Linked DNA regions of Homo sapiens: region 2 is linked to region 1. Evidence: read pairs that join two places in POLR2A ChIA-PET (ENCODE). Cell type or tissue: MCF 10A. All regions are shown on one strand.

What was found. Peaks named below come from ENCODE experiments on the same cell type or tissue, not always from the same donor. Only the 100,000 strongest peaks of a DNase experiment are listed, where the experiment ranks them.
Region 2: POLR2A ChIA-PET joins it to region 1 with 6 read pairs; 1 of 35 experiments calls an interaction of 5 or more read pairs at or near these places.

Annotation. Positions count from the first base shown.
Region 1 is chr13:99,146,456-99,154,455 of GRCh38, forward strand. No RefSeq gene overlaps it. Among named protein-coding and RNA genes, the nearest start is that of UBAC2-AS1, 50 kb to the right of the region's middle. RefSeq lists silencers at 5,146-5,195, 5,206-5,275, an enhancer at 5,582-5,751 and a cis regulatory region at 5,667. In MCF 10A, no CTCF peak of the experiment used is centred here; DNase peaks (open chromatin) are centred at 4,286, 4,646 and 5,246.
Region 2 is chr13:98,886,706-98,894,705 of GRCh38, forward strand. It overlaps DOCK9 (dedicator of cytokinesis 9), which reads right to left. Exons shown (of 53, transcript NM_001366683.2): 16 at 1,927-2,006; 17 at 1,655-1,842; 18 at 1,453-1,518. Among named protein-coding and RNA genes, the nearest start is that of DOCK9-AS1, 59 kb to the left of the region's middle. In MCF 10A, no CTCF peak of the experiment used is centred here; a DNase peak (open chromatin) is centred at 3,686.

The DNA of each region.
Region 1 (8,000 bases):
CTGTGGGACTTGGCCTAGCTCGCCCCTTTTGAGGCTCCCGCGGCTGCTCTGTCCACCTCCCTAGTCCCTTGGTGGCTTCAATAGTGGGCACCCCCTTAGCAAGTCACTCCCACGCCAATCAAATTCTAGGGAATCCACTGCACATACTGGGTGGTTTCAAACCACAGAAATGTATTCTCTCCCAGTTCTACAGGCTTGGAGTCCCGCAGGAAGGTGTACGGCAGGCCAGGCTCCCTCTGAAGGCTCGAGGGGAGAAGCCGTTCCAGGCCTTTCTCTTGCTTCTGGTGTTGCCATCAGTCCTTCTGTTCCTTGGCTTCTAGACGCGTCCCTCCCGCCTCTGCGTCTGTCTTCCCATGGTATTCTTCCTGTGTCCTGATCCCTCTTTTCATAAGGACACCTGCCATCTTGGATTCATGGCCCACCCTAACTCTAATAAGTATGACCTCATCTTAGCTTGATGACATCTGCAAAGACCCTGGTTCCAAATAAGGCCACAGTCACAGGTGCGGGGGCAGGTATTGGCTAGGGCTGGGAGGGGAAAATCTGTTCCAGGTCTCTCTCCCCTTGGCCATCTTCTCTCTATGTCTCTTCACATCGTCTTCCCTCTATGCATGTCTGTCTCTGTGTCCAAATGTCTCCTTTTTATAAGGACACCAGTCATAGTGGATTAGGGCCCACTCTAATGACCTCACTTTAATTTGCCTCTGTAAAGAGTATTTACAAATAAGGTGACATTCTGAGGTATTGGGGGTTCAACATATGAATGGGAGGGCACAATTCAACCCATAACAGCAACCTGAGACATTTTATGTATTAATATTTCATGAAGATCAAGAATATAAACACAAAAAATAGCATGCACTGTATATAACACAGTAGTCATAGTTGCCAATTGTTATTCAAATATCTTAAAATAATTTTTGGTTTTTTTTGAGATGGAGTCTCGTTCTGTCACCCAGGCTGGAGTGCGGTGACACGATCTCGGCTCACTGCAATCTCTGCCTTCTGGGTTCAAGTGATTCTCCTGATTCAGCCTTCCGAGTAGCTGAGACTACAGGCATATGCTACCACACCCAGCTAATTTTTGTATTTTTAGTAGAGACGGGGTTTCACCATGTTGGCCAGGCTGGTCTCAAACTCCTGACCTCAGGTGTCCATCCACCTTGGCCTCCCAAAGTGCTGGAATTACAGGCGTGAGCCACGATGCTTGGCCTAAATATCTTAAAATAATTTTTTAATTTCTCTGAATCATTGGCCATAAAATCAGAAATATTATTACAACTTTATATATGGGACTTATGGATTTTACAACATTTGCACTTTTATTTTCTATAGTTAAGGTTAGATTCTATTTCTGCTACGTACCTGTTTTGAATTGGAAATTATATGCCCTTAAGTATTGTTTTGCAAGAAACAAATGACTCATTAATAACACCATAAATAACCCATACGGTGGGTAAGCATGTGGGCTCTGATGTCAGAGTGCTTAGATGTGCATCCTGGCTCTATAACTTACTAGCTGTGTGGCCTTAAGGTAAGCCCATTAAATTCTGACCTTTCGTTTCTTCATCTTTAATGAAGAGATGAGGGCAGTACTGTTGTTATTACTATTATTATTATTTAGAAACAAGGTCTCTCTCGCTCTGTTGCCCAAGCTGGAGTGCAGTAGCTCGATAATAACTCACTGCAACCTGAATTCCTGGGCTGGAGCAACCTGCCTGCTTCAGCCTCCTGAGTAGCTAAGACTATAGACGTGTACCACCATGACTGGCTAATTTTGAATTTTTTTTAAGAGACAAGGTCTCACTATGTTACCCAGGTTGGCTTCAAACTCTTGGGCTCAAGTGATCCTCTTGCCTCAGCCTCCCAAGGTACTGAAATTACAGGCATCAGCCACTGTGCCTGGGCTAGTACTGTTATTTTGAAGCACTTTGCACAGTGTTTATTCAGAATAAACACCCACCAAATGTTAGCTATTATTTTGTCTGCAGTATTGGTATATATGTATTTGTTTAGTAAGAGATGGAGTCTCGCTCTGTCGCCCAGGCTGGAGTGCAGTGACGTGATATTGGCTCACTGCAACCTCCACCTCCCGGGTTCACGCAGTTCTCTTGCTTCAGTCTCCCGGGTAGCTGGGATTACAGGTGCCCACCACCACACCCGGCTAATTTTGGTATTTTTAGTAGAGACAGGGTTTCTCCATGTTGGCTAGACTTGAAGTATTAGTTTATACACAATAATTCTGAAAAGGAAAAGATGTAATAGAAGTGGAATTTTTACAATCTAAGTAAAACCTCACATTTTCTAGAAAAGTATTACTAATATTTTCCTTTAAAATGACTGCATATAATCAGTTCCTTTCTTTTCTTTTCTTTTTTGAGATGGAGTCCCACTCTCTGGCCCAGGCTGGAGTGCAGTGGTGTGATCTTGGCTCACTGCAAACTCCGCTTCCTGGGTTCAAGTGATTCTCCTGCCTCAGCCTCCTGAGTAGCTGGGATTACAGGTGCACCCCACTACACCTGACTAATTTTTGTACTTTTAATAGAGAGAAGGTTTCACCATGTTGGCCAGGCTGGTCTTGAACTCCTGACCTCAAGTGATCCACCCGCCTCAGCCTCCCATGGTGCTGGAATTACAGGCGTTCAGCCACTGCGCCTGGCCTACCAGTTCTTTTCTCTTTGTCTTAACAGTTTTGTAAAAATAGGTCATTCTTAAATATGGTACAAATTAAAACATCATAAAAGGAAATACAGGAAAAAGTAGATTTCTTCTCCTTTACTCCAAATTCTCACATCACCTTTCCAGAGACAACCACTGTTAAATTTCTTACATATCTTCCCAGAAACAATCTATGCATATGCAAGCGATAGATGTAATGTATGTGTGTACATCCCTACCCACATTTGTATACGATAGCATCTTGTATCTTCTGCATCTTGCTTTTTATAATTTAATGATACCTCTAGAAAATTTATCTTATCCATGCCAAGTAATATTGTTTCATTCTTTTCACTGTTGGATTGTCTACTCTATGGACGTACCAGAATTAACTTACCCAGCCCCTACCAATGGGCATTTGGCTGGTTTCTTTTGTTGCTGCAACGTGCATTTGCATCTTCATGTTCATGTGCAAATATATCTGTAAGACACATTCCTAAATGTAGAACTGCCAAGTCAAAGAGCATATGCCTGTTAAAATTTGGTTGGTGCTTTTTAAATTGCCCTCCAAAGAGAATGAACCAATGGTACCAGGCCCCCTCATCACCATCCAGGCATTTTTACACTTTTTGAATTTTTCCAATTTTCTAAGTGTCAACTGCATCTCATTCAACTTTGAATTTGTATTTTTGTTATTAGAGTGAGACTGAGTATCCTTTCATTTGTTTAGAAAGGCTTGGCTGGGCACAGTGGCTCACACCTATAATCCCCGCACTTTGGGAGGCCGAGGCAGGTGGATCACCTGAGGTCAGGAGTTCAAGATCAGCCTGGCCAACACGGCAAAACCCCGTCTCTACTAAAAATACAAAAATTAGCCAGGTGTGGTGGCAGGAGCCTGTAATCCCAGCCTCTCGGGAGGCTGAGGCAGGAGAATTGCTTGAACCCAGGAGGTGGAGGTTGCAGTGAGCTGAGCTTGCACCACTGCACTCCAGCCTGGGTGACAGAGCGAGACTCAGTCTCAAAAAGCAAACAAATAAACAGAAAACAATGAAATGCTTTATACTTTATTATGAACTATTCAAAATTGGCCCATTTTCTCTTTGAATATTAATTTTTCTAATCATCTTTATTAGCTTTTTTTATACTAAGGAGTCTAACCTTGAGCATGTCTGTTGTGACATTTTTCCTGTTTAATAATTGTTGTTGATTTTGCTATTGTCTTTTTTGTCTGGTAGACATTTTTAATTCTTTTTTTCTTCTTTGGTTAAATGTATTAGTAAGCCAGGAGATCATTGCAGTTCTTTAGGTGGGAGAGTGAGTTGGCTTGGGCTGGAGTGAGGCTGGTGTGTACAGAGAGAAATGGTAGGTTTGAGAATATAGGTATTGTGTTCCTGGAACCAACAAGCTTAGCTGATGTATTAAATATGGCGGTACGGAGAGGGGGGCAGATGAGGTGGGAGAAAGAGAGATTGACTCTGAGGCTTCAGGGCTGAGTAACCATGTGGACAATGATACAACTGACAGATGGGCAAGACTTTAGGAAGAGCCAGTCTCCAACCTGTTTTGGAAACCTGCTTCCACATGCCTGGTTTCATGACACCATACACGTTCGGGTCTTGTCCATTCATTGTCGACTGAGGTTCTTTCCATCAAAGTGAGATGTTGAGTCAGACTATGCATTGAGAGTGTCTGAAACCATCATTACTATGTTGCATATATTCCTAAGTAATGACTTAGAGATCAAGAGCGCTGACATAATGCCTGCCATGTTGTGGCCTCACCCTGTGTCTGCTTTTGATCTCTTCTGGGGACTTCAGCACACCATGCAATAAATGGGGACACACTGACCCACCTCTGTGTCTGGGCCTGAATTAAATAAATTTGTTTAGATTTCCCTGAGCTCACAAGTATTTGATGAATCAAGTACATTTAGCAACCTGGCCTGGCAAGCCAGTAACAAACAAAAACAGACTCGTCTGTGCATGCCCTCAGGGCCATGGTCTGTGAGCACCGTGGGGGAAGGCAGAGGAGAGGGTTGATTTTTTTAAGAGGCTTTGAAAATATAAAATTCCACATGGATGATTAATACTTCTATGCAGCATAATGGGTGTTGGCAACCAATGTGAAGAAATTCTTGTTGAAAGAGAAAAGACGATGTTATGGAATAATCTCCTCTGGGAACTAAAGCCACTTACAAGGAAATATTTGAAAGTCTATTTTAATTCCTATCTTATTCATGTCTTCCTTTGACAGTAAGTGAAGTGCATAGCACTATGGGACATGTCTAAAATCAGCTGCTAACTATTCATTTGGCTCAACTGCTGAGGCCAATGATCAATTCCTTGTGCTATATTGTATTGCCTGGAACCTAGTTGTGCTCATGTGTATTGTATTGTATTGTATTGTATTGTATTGTATTGTATTGTATTGTATTGTATTGTATTGTATTGATCTATTTGCTTATTTCTGTAGAGCTGGAGTCTTACCACTTTGCCCAAGCTTGTCTCAAACTCCTGGGCTCAAGCAATCCTCCCACCTCAGCCTCTGAAAGTTCTGAGGTTACAGGCATGAGTCACTGCACCGGGCCATGTCTATTTTATTCTTGACACATGGCCATATTTGCAGTGAGATTAAGTATGGGAGTAGCCATGTGACTCAGCAGAGTGAGGAGACCAGAGCAGCAAGACCTACCCAAGGTGGACAGAGCAAGTGGTCCCCTGCAGGTGCAGCGTTGTCTTGGTGGCTTCTAAGACTTTCTTTCCCTGGGCTGAACGGTCACATCACTGGCATTATTCTCCGGCATGACAGTGTTATATCTTGATGGCTACTGTTCAAATGCTTTCTTTTAAACTAGAAGTTAAAAAGACCTGTTAAATCACAATATCCACATAAATGGACTGGCTAGAGTTGACTCACCTTACCAAACAGGTGTATAGGACTCTAAAGGGGCCCAGGAGACATATAGAACCGCTAACTGCCAGTTCCAGGTGGGGAATTCTAGCCAGCAAAGTGGGAAGTGCACAGGGCCTCGCCAGACTCAAGGGCCCCAAGGAGAGGGCCCATGACTACTTTGTCCATCCAGATACCCTTGCCAGTTAAAGCCATATGTGGAACACACCAGTGGCCATTCTTGAAGCCTTTGTTGATGAAGGAACATGTGAACTGGCTACAGGGAGGGGAATCAGGCTCCATAAAGAGGCAGGGATGCAAGGGGCTGCTTGACATCAGCTCCCCTATCCCAAATCTTCCCTGAGACCCAGCTCAGGCACAGTGATAGCTCCTGAGAAGATGAAAACAAACAAAAAGACATATTCTGCAAACAATTTTTTGTTTAATTTTTTAAAATTTAAAACATCAGGAAAAAATCATGTGCAAGAAAAAAACTATTATAACAGTCTTAAAAAAATTTTTTTTTACTTTCAGAGATAAGATATATACACACAGCAATACACACCAATCTCAACTGAACAGCTCTATGAAAATTATTTCAAGTGACTCTGCATGCTTTCTTACTTGCTTCCTAAACTTTATAAAATTTCAAGTGAAACACTTGACTTGCTTTGTCCAAGAGAATGTGCTGGAAGTGACACTCTGGGACTTCTGAGGACAGGTCACAATATGCCTTGCAGCTTCTGCCTGGGAATCTTGGATCCCTTGCCCTTGGAATGCTCCCTCTGTGAGCCCAGATATCAGGCTGTGAAAGCTGCAAGGTGAGGTTGAGTGGGAGTGCTGTGAGGCACAGACCCAGCGGAGCTTCCAGCCAATAGCCAACTTCAATGCACATCATGAGAGTGAGCACCCATGGGTATTCAGCCCCGCCAAGTCTTCAGAGGACTGAAGCCCCAGTTGACATTTCATTGCGACTGCATGACAGACCCCAAGGGAGAACTTCCCAACTGAGCCCAGCCAACCCACAGGACTGTGGGTGGCTTGGTATATAGGAAGAGATAATGGAACTGCCTGCCATTCTGGGTGAAATCAGGGTCAGGAAAAATAAAATCAACAAACATATATTGAGCGTAAGACTCTGGAAGATACAAAGAGTATGTATATAGTTGAGATGGGGGGAAGGGACATTTATATAAGAGAGTAACAGAAGGTTCAAGGTAGCACATGACTCCTAAATACAGGTGTGCAGGGGGCAAAAAGATCAGCGAAGTCTAGAAAGTCTCTTTGGAGAGGAGAGATTTGAAATGAGAATGAAAAGCTAGGGGAGTAGACTCAGGCAGAGAGGAAGCATGAGGCATAGGTTCAGGCATGGTTTTGGAAAAGGGCCTAAGTTGAAAGATCAAAGAGATCAACTTGGCTGGAACACAGAATTTGCAAACTCATGTAGAGGATGATAAAGTTGGATGGACCTTGAATAACAAGGAAAACTGCTTTTCAAGAGAAAGGTTAGGGCAAGAGTTTTAGATTGAAGGCTGTCTGTGCTTAAGTGAGGGTAAGGCCATGGAGGAGAAGGTCTCTGAAGAAATGAGCTTCAAAATAACTTTGTAGGAAGAATATAATCATTTAAACCCATCACTTCTTTTTTATAAAATCCAGTTTCCTCAAAAGCAACTCCACACTGAATAGCAGGAAAAAGGGGGGCCATGCAAAAAGGGACCCGCTCAAAATTCTCACTATTAAAGAGGACAGTTGCAATCATGAGCAGTTCCACCCCAACAAAGGAGAAATGTGGGGATCAAAAGCAATCTAATTGGGCTGGGTGTGGTGGCTCATGCCTGTAATCCCAGCACTTTGGGAGGCCAAGACAAGTGGATCACCTGAGGTCAGCAGTTCGAGACCAGGCTGGCCAACACAGTGTAACCCTGTCTCTACTAAAAATACAAAAATTAGCAGGGTGTGGTCGCACACGCTTGTAGTCCCAGGTACTCAGGAGGCTGAGGCAAGAGAATCGCTTGAACCCAGGAGGCAGAGGTTGCAGTGAGCCGAGGTCACGCCACTGCACTCCAGCCTGGGTGACAGAGTGAGACTTGATCTCAAAAACAAAACAACACAACAACAACAACAACAACAACAAAATGCCAAAAGGAATCTAATTGAAGCTGAGGCCACTGATACCAGAGGGTAAGGACAGGGCCATTGCAGATATCTCAGTTACTCTTGAAGTCAGTTTCAGGAAGGGGCCACATCCTCTTTAGCCAAATACTCTAGGCTTAGGGTTTTGCAAAGTCATCATAGGGTAGGTGCTCTGAAAGCAGACGCTGCGATGGAATTTGGAGTGTAAGATACTTATCAGGGGCCAGGAGTGGTGGCTCACACCTGTAATACCAGCAATTTGGGAGGCTGAGGTGGGCAGATCACTTGAGATCAGGAGTTCAAGACCAGCCTGGCCAGCA
Region 2 (8,000 bases), 260 kb before region 1:
CATTCCTACGGCATAGACTTAGCATCGCCACCTCTGATGGGCCCCAGGCCTGTGAGCCCCGGACTGCTGGGTCCTGCCCACCTTCCAGCTTGCCTTGAAGCCCATCTGCCTGCTCCCCTTCCTGCCCTTCCAGGTCACAGCCCTGGATGATGCCTTGCTCACTGTTCCCTTTCACATTTCCATGCCTTTTCTTATGCAATTCTTCTGTCCAAATAACCTTCGCTTCTGCATGCATCAAGAAAACGCTCAAGCATTCTTCAAGAAATTGTCAACTCCTTCCATGTGTCCCCTCAGCATTTTTCTGTATTAATTTTCAGTTTTGTCCAAAACTTCATTTCATACCATCTGTCCACCAAGATCTTTTTCTCCACGACTGTTTTTCCCACTTGACTGAATTTCTTGAGGACAGATACTATATTTTATATATATATATATATATTTTTTTTTTTTTTTTTTTTTTTTGCATCTTTGTCTCCTTCTCCTCTTAGGAAGTCACTTTAACATAGTCACAGTAAAACAATTTGGGTTATGGAGCTAGACTGCCCGGGTTTGAATCTTGGTTCCACTAATGTTTTACCTTAGGCAAAAAATTCTGCACTACTCCCCTCACCTAAAACATATGGATAATAGGCCGGGTGGGGTGGCTCACGCCTGTAATCCCAGCATTTTGGGAGGCCAAGGTGGGCAGATCACACGGTCAGGAGATCGAGACCATCCTGGCTAACATGGTGAAACCCCGTCTCTACTAAAAATACAAAAAATTAGCGGGGTGTGGTGGCAGGCTCCTGTAGTCCCAGCTACTCGGGAGGCTGAGGCAGGAGAATGGCATGAACCTGGGAGGCAGTGCTTGCAGTGAGCCGAGATCACACCACTGCACTCCAGCCTGGGCGACAGAGCGAGACTCCATCTCAAAAAAAAAAAAAAAAAAAAAAAAAAGGATAATAATAATACTTAACTCAAAAGACTACTGAGAACCAAAAGAGTTAAACACACACTAGAGCAGTGCCTGGAGTACAAACAGCTTTCAATAAAAGTTACCTATAATCTACTGCTATTATTATTACTATACTGTAGTAAACATTTAATAAAATTATCAATTGTTGATCAGTTATTATTATTTCTATGATCAACATTATTCATATCCTAATTCTTAGCACCCACAGTATGAGCACTTGGCTCATAGGTGAACAGTAAGTGTTTGCTGAATTGAGTGTGTATAAGAAACTCTGATCCTTAAAAAGAATAAAAAACAGTCAATTAGGAGCCAGAACCTAAATATTCCATATTCGATAAGATTGAGTATATATGTTTATACATTGTAACATTATATATTTTTGATTTGTGTCAATTAAAATGTGCTAAACTGTTGTAGTTGTACGGTATCATGAAAGTGCATTTTGAAAATGGAAAAATCAGAATTCGTAGGTGAACATATATTAAAAAAAAACAAACCTTAAGGGGCTGAGAGTCTTCCTCATCTGAATCTTTGAATTCAATGCAAATCGCAATATTTCTAGCCTGCAGCAATAAACAAAACAGAATAAGAAAAAACAACAGAAAGTCAGACTATGTAAGTATTTATAAAAGAACATGGGACGCTGAATCTAAAGGGAGGGTTTGACATCAAGAATGAAACCTCCATCTTCACACTCACCTTGGCAAAAGACTTCTGACTGTCGTATTTCAAGTACTTAGGATAAACGTAAAGGTGATTGGTGTAGATGGTGTAAGGCTGAGTGTGTTTTGGTATGCAGGGCACAAATTCCTCCACTTCAAACGTGATGGGAGTTTTACTGCAGGTTTCAAATTGTTTTGTGGGAATGTATGATGAATTAACATAATCTGCAAAGATATTCAAAATAACTCAAACTGAAGTAAAACCCAAACTAATAAAAATTCTGTCTATTATGTAGAACTGACACTTACTAGGGAAGTCTGAGGAAACATTATCAATTGTAATGTCTAGATTGCCTAAAATCACTGGGAGCTTAGCCATCTTCTCAGGTCTGCAAACAAAAGAAGAGAAAAATTAAACATTCGTAAGTTAACTCTAAAACCGACACTCTAGAGCAGCACTTCCAAGAGAAATATAAAGCAAGCCATAAAGACAATTTTAAACATTCTAGTAGCCTCATGAAAAACAGCAAACAGGAACTGGTAACATTAATTTTAATAATATACTTCACTCAACCCAATAGGTCCAAAATATTACCATGTCAGTATTTAATCAGTATAAAAAATGTGTACTCTAAGTCTTTAAAACCAGATATGTATTACTGGTTTTATACTTAAAGCACATCTCAATTCAGACGTCCTGTATTTCACAGGACAGCCACACATGGCTAGTGGCTGCGCACTACACAGTACAGGTCTAGATAAAGAATATCAGCAAAACAGTTACAGCTCAAGTGTTCCTGAATCACTCCAGCCTCACCATAAATATTTGGCTCATTTAGAATCATCACCATTTGGGGGAGCTAAGCTATGAGGATGCAAAGGCAGTAGAATGATACAATGAACTTTGGCGACTTGTGGGAAAGGGTGGGAGTGGGGTGAGGGAAAAAAGACTACACATTGGGTACAGTGTACACTGCTCGGGTGATGGGTGCACCAAAATCACAGAAATCACCACTAAAGAACTTATTCATGTAAGCAAACACCACCTGTTCTCCAAAAACCTATTGAAATAAAAAATAAAATAAAACATACAATCATCACCATCAGGAACTAGAAATCATCTTAGGCTCCAGTGTCCAGCACAATGCTGGGTTCAGAGTCGAAGCTCACTGAAATTGTTGTATTAATATTTGTTCTGACTCAATCCAATATAGGAATCCCCTGTGACACTCCTGACAAGTGCTGCTACTGCCTCACCCTTCCTAGTGACAATGAGACTTCTGATTCAGCGGTTTTGACACTAGTCTGCTCTTGCTCATAGCATAGTGAAATTCACCTCCCTGAAACTTCTACTCACCAAGGGGTCTAGCGATGTTCCTCTATCTTTCAACCACCTATACTACACATTCTGAAGCCCTCTATTCTCAGCACTTTTGCACCTGCCCCAATGTCATTCTCTCCCAGAAGAACCTGCCATTTATATTACAGAGCCTGGAACTGCATACATCTGGCCAGTGTGGGTGCACAGCTGGGTGCACAGCCTCTGTCTGGTTTTCAACAATATACCTGTCTATTAACACAGCCTCAAAGCTATTACTTTTAGGTAGCCATACCATCCTAGTGACTCACAGGAAATTTACAGTCACCTAAAATTCCTACATCTTTTTTCACATGCTTATTTCTTTGTCCTTTATTTATATAATTATATTTTTGGACCTCAGAAGAGAATTTAATTTTTGTCTTGCTGAAATTTCATCGTATTGTGTTTGAGCTATTTCTAGTTTATCAAAGTCCTCCTAGATCCAGATTTTACCACCTACTGCATTAGATATTCCTAATAGCTTTATGTCATAAAAATATTTAATCAGCATGTTATAGTCTCATAAAAGTCATTGATAAAGATACTGCACAGTATATTGCCAAGAACAGGCTCCTTCCCAAGTCTCTGGAGGCCCATTTCCAGACTGACACTAGCTCATTCATCACCCTCCCTAGCATCTGGTTTTTCCAGCAGTTGAACAACTGCCCACTCACGTGTGCAGCGCTTCTTTGACTCATTCACAGGCTACCACAGCACCCACACGTGGTAAATACATTCTGCTGAAGCCTTTGCACTCCTCTACTACACAAGCTTAGCGGCGCAGTTACAAAGAGAGAAGAAATGCAGTTAGGATGACTAGTTCAACACGATATGACTTAGTCTTAGGAAACACAATGCCGCCTCACAGTCCTTCCTACGCCACCTGTTTCAGATCTCCTTTAGAACATTGCCAAAGATCACCAAAGCACAGGGACTGGCAGATTCAGCATTTGGTTTTGTTCCCATTTTTGAAAAGTTCCTACCTACAATTTTGCAGATTCTTTGGACATGACTGCTGACTATTAAGCAGCCTCACGTGTCACTCCTCAGTACATCTTGGAATATTTGTCACCTGAATTAGGACTTCCCTAAAATTTCTAAATTCCTGCATCCTTAAGACTAGAGACGATGTTGAGAAGATCCATCGTGGCCCATCGCCAGCTCTAAGCTGCTAAATCTCTTTCTCTCAGGGTCCCTCCCTCTCATTTCCACTTGTCTTCTGTTTACATCTGAGTTTAAATGAACAGTTCCTGAAAGAGGTAATGGTCAGGAAGGCAAGTCAATGATTTTTCACATGTTCCGCCTTCCGTTGAAAAGATGTCTGGCCAAGAGCTCTCCAGGTACAGCCAAGCACTCCCCTACAGTTTGCCCCTGTGCCTGCGGTGTGAGCTGCTTCACACACACAAGATCCTTTCCTGTTGGTGGGAGGAGGGGCAGCAGCCTCCCCTCAAGGGTCAGTCATTTCCTGAGAGCTTTTGACCCAGCATCTCCCAAGCTCTGGGCACTCCTACGATGATAGCTTGTGGAGCCTCTCTCAGCTTCACATAGAACTCTTCAGGGGCATCAACCTTCAGACAGGGGGTTTTATGAAGGTATCAATTTTCTTGACATACGGTGCCTTGCTCACCTCTTCAGTGGAGGAATTCAACACCACAACATATCACAAGACACTGCACTCCACAAAATTGTAGAGACACCTATGAAGTTGTATCTGCTTTGAGTTAGAAATACTCTGTTTATTACAAATTATACTTTTAAATATAAGTAAGTATGCAAGGGTAATGGATTTCACCCCCTCCTAATTATTTCCACCTATGAATGAACAGGCATCTTCATCACCATTTTTAAGATCACTCCAACATCCTCCACATATAAATTTTTGAGAGAGGTGGAACACAATTAAAATACGTTTCTAAGCAACATATTTTAATTAAATGATCTTCACTGGAAATCTTCCTATAGTGTATTGTGTCCTTCTGTGCCTAACTATAGTTATTTCTTATTCTATTTCCTCCCTCTGCTGAGAGATTTTACTTCTAGTTGCTGCTTCTGTAAAGACGTTCTTTCCATGTGTTTCCAAGCACATTTCTGAGTTTAGTTCCATATTATGTAGCACATGGGCTTTTAAAAGTTGTTTTTTTTTTTGCCAGCTTTAAGTTTTTAAAAACCCAATCTCAAACCCATTTCAAAAGTTTATGGTTTATGTTGAATCTGGTTTATTAGACATCAAACACTCACAGGCAATAAAGATTTTACTGCCTTTTTATGCACTTCCAAAGTGGTGGTTGTGTGCGTGTTACACAAACTGAATTCTTTCATGACTGAGAATAGTTTTGGTTTTTTTGCTTTGTTTTGCTAAAGAGTACCTATATTCTATGCAAAATTTATAAAATAATCCTTGAACATGAAAACTCATCTTAAAATTACACGAATTAAGTAAGCATGCAATACAGACACTTGCAGGATGCCTGGCCTCTGGGAACTGCTCCTGTCTCTGTGTGAATGTAGAAGTGAGGCTCAAACTCTCTCTTAGGAAAATTTTCCCTTCCCACTGCCCATCCATTTCTGCTGACTCAACAATTCCCACAGAGGAAATGGGAATGGTATCATCAACTAGCAGTCCTCCCATGCCAACAGATTTGGGGTCCTTATCTAAGTGTTTCTGCAGCCGGTCTTCCCTTCCTGACTTCCTGTATTGGCTCGTTAAAATGATTAGCTGGCAATACAGGTATGTTTGGACTGCTATTGGTGGTGAGTTTAATCTTCTAACTGTGTTTTGTGAAAGGAAATATTCCCTAAAAGCTTTGGTGTCACTTAAAAAAAAACAACTATATATGATTGAAAGAAATTTGAGATATTTTTGTTTCAACAAAAACCACTGAGTTTATGTCTAAGAAGAAAATTCAATAAGCATTTATCAAGTGCTTAGGATATGCTGCAATGTATGTACTCAGGACCATGGAGGAATGCAAACAAGACATAATTTCTTTCCTCAAGAAGCCAAAAGTCCAGTAGACACTGTAAGCTACTTACGGCATATGAGGGCAATCACTTTCACAGAGTATGTACAAACCTCTACCAGAAGGCAGAGTATCTAGATCTATCGAGAGGGAACACGGGATGAGATCAGTATTCATGGTGGGAGAAATCACCTTAATGCCTTTTGCATTTATTCCCCACCACGGTTTTAGGGGGCAGGGGCTGTTATTATCCACCCTTAAAAAGAGGAGGCGGCTCAGGCAGAGAAGCCAAGTAACCGCCTCCAGGACTCCCAGCACAGAAGTGAGCCACAGACTGGGCTTTGAAAGATGAGTAGAGTTCCCTGAGAAAGACAAAGGAAAAGGGGAAGTGTGTATGCTGCATGTGTTTGTGATTTATGTGCTGCTTGATGAGGCAGGAAGGGGACACAATTTGGGCAGAGAGAAAAGCATGGCAGAGGGAAGTCCCCAGTGGGTTTAGAGAAAGTCAAGCAGCCCTACTTGGCTTGAGTGCAGTGTAACCAGAGCGAAATCGGGGTAAGACTGTAAAACCTGGATGCAAAGAAGATGAGTGTACAAATAAACACAGACACATTAAGCTGCATACGCAAAAACTTTAGTAGTATTATTACCTAAACTATCCAACGTAGTACCATTAAAAAGGTCTACGTTTTAAAGAAAACGTTCTATTTTTATACTTTGCCTTCATGTCTTCGCATTTCCTGCAGAAGTTGGAAAAGATGAGATACCATCTTATCCATGAGATACCACCATGAACAAATCAAATACAAAGTACCAAGTCTCTCTTCTTATAAAATGTTAGCAATATCATCTATCGGACAGAATCGCTTTCTTACTAAATCTTGGAACATATCCCTGGGTAATTATTGCAAGGGAAAAAGGAAAGTGGCTTATGAGCTTTGGCAGCTGTTTTGTTAAGACTGAGACAGCGTGAAGAAATTTTTTTCATGCATTATTAAATAACATTTTGAGACAATCATGGGGGTAGAAACAATAGCTTTGGATCCAAGCCGGTGCCCAGGCCACTGACATGAGATTATTTCCTGTAAAATATACAGAGGAAAGAAAAATAGCAATGCAAAGATTTTTAAAAAATGAAAAAGGAATCCTCCACGTCCCCTAACTCTGTTGTGAAGAATACGGGGAGTGGGCACCAAAGTTTCTTTGAATACTTATTGAGGAGCGTGGCCTCACTTATCCTGCTGTGTCTTCTATGCTGTCACCATCGGATCCCTGTTTTCAGGTTTCTGGGTCTCTAACTGGCCACCTGGAGCACACCCTTCACACCAATGCCCTCCTGCTGAGCACATGCATGAAGAAGTGGTGTGCAGAAGAGAACTCACACTTGGTTTTCCCTGGGCTCCTTTCTGCCTGGCCACAGGCTTTCTGCTCCCATCACTTTCAAATTAGTGACCATGTGAAGCCCCACTCCCCAGCCTCCACTGAAGACAGGACCATGCACTGGGGCTGCCCCTGAGGAGCCGCCACTGTGGGGAAGTCTCAAGCTAACCAGCCTAGGAAGTAACTTCTGAGACAGGGCTCCAACCTCCATCACATATAAAAAACTTCATTGTTTGTTTTGTCTGAATATAAAAGTGTTAGTTTTTTAAAAGTTCATATAAAAATGACAGAATGTTATAAAGTGGAAGGTGAAATATCACCCATCAACCCATCCCTCAGAGATAACCATGATTATTTGGCATATATCCTAAATAGCTATTTTTATGCCTATCTTTCCATCTAGATAGCTACTTGCTTATCCATTTCTTCATTTACATACAAAAGAAATATATATTTTCTTTCAAAAAATATAGTAATACAGATATATTTTTTCTTCCTTAATAATATAGTGTATTCACTTTCCTAAGTACACGCAGACCCACCTCATGGTTATTAAGAGTTGCATGGTAGTTGAGCGAAGGAAAATATTGAAATCTATCCAACTAAAGGTGACTGGTTTTTGAAAAAATTAGTAAGAATGAAATTTTCTTGAAACTCAAAAAATGACAATAATTACTATATGA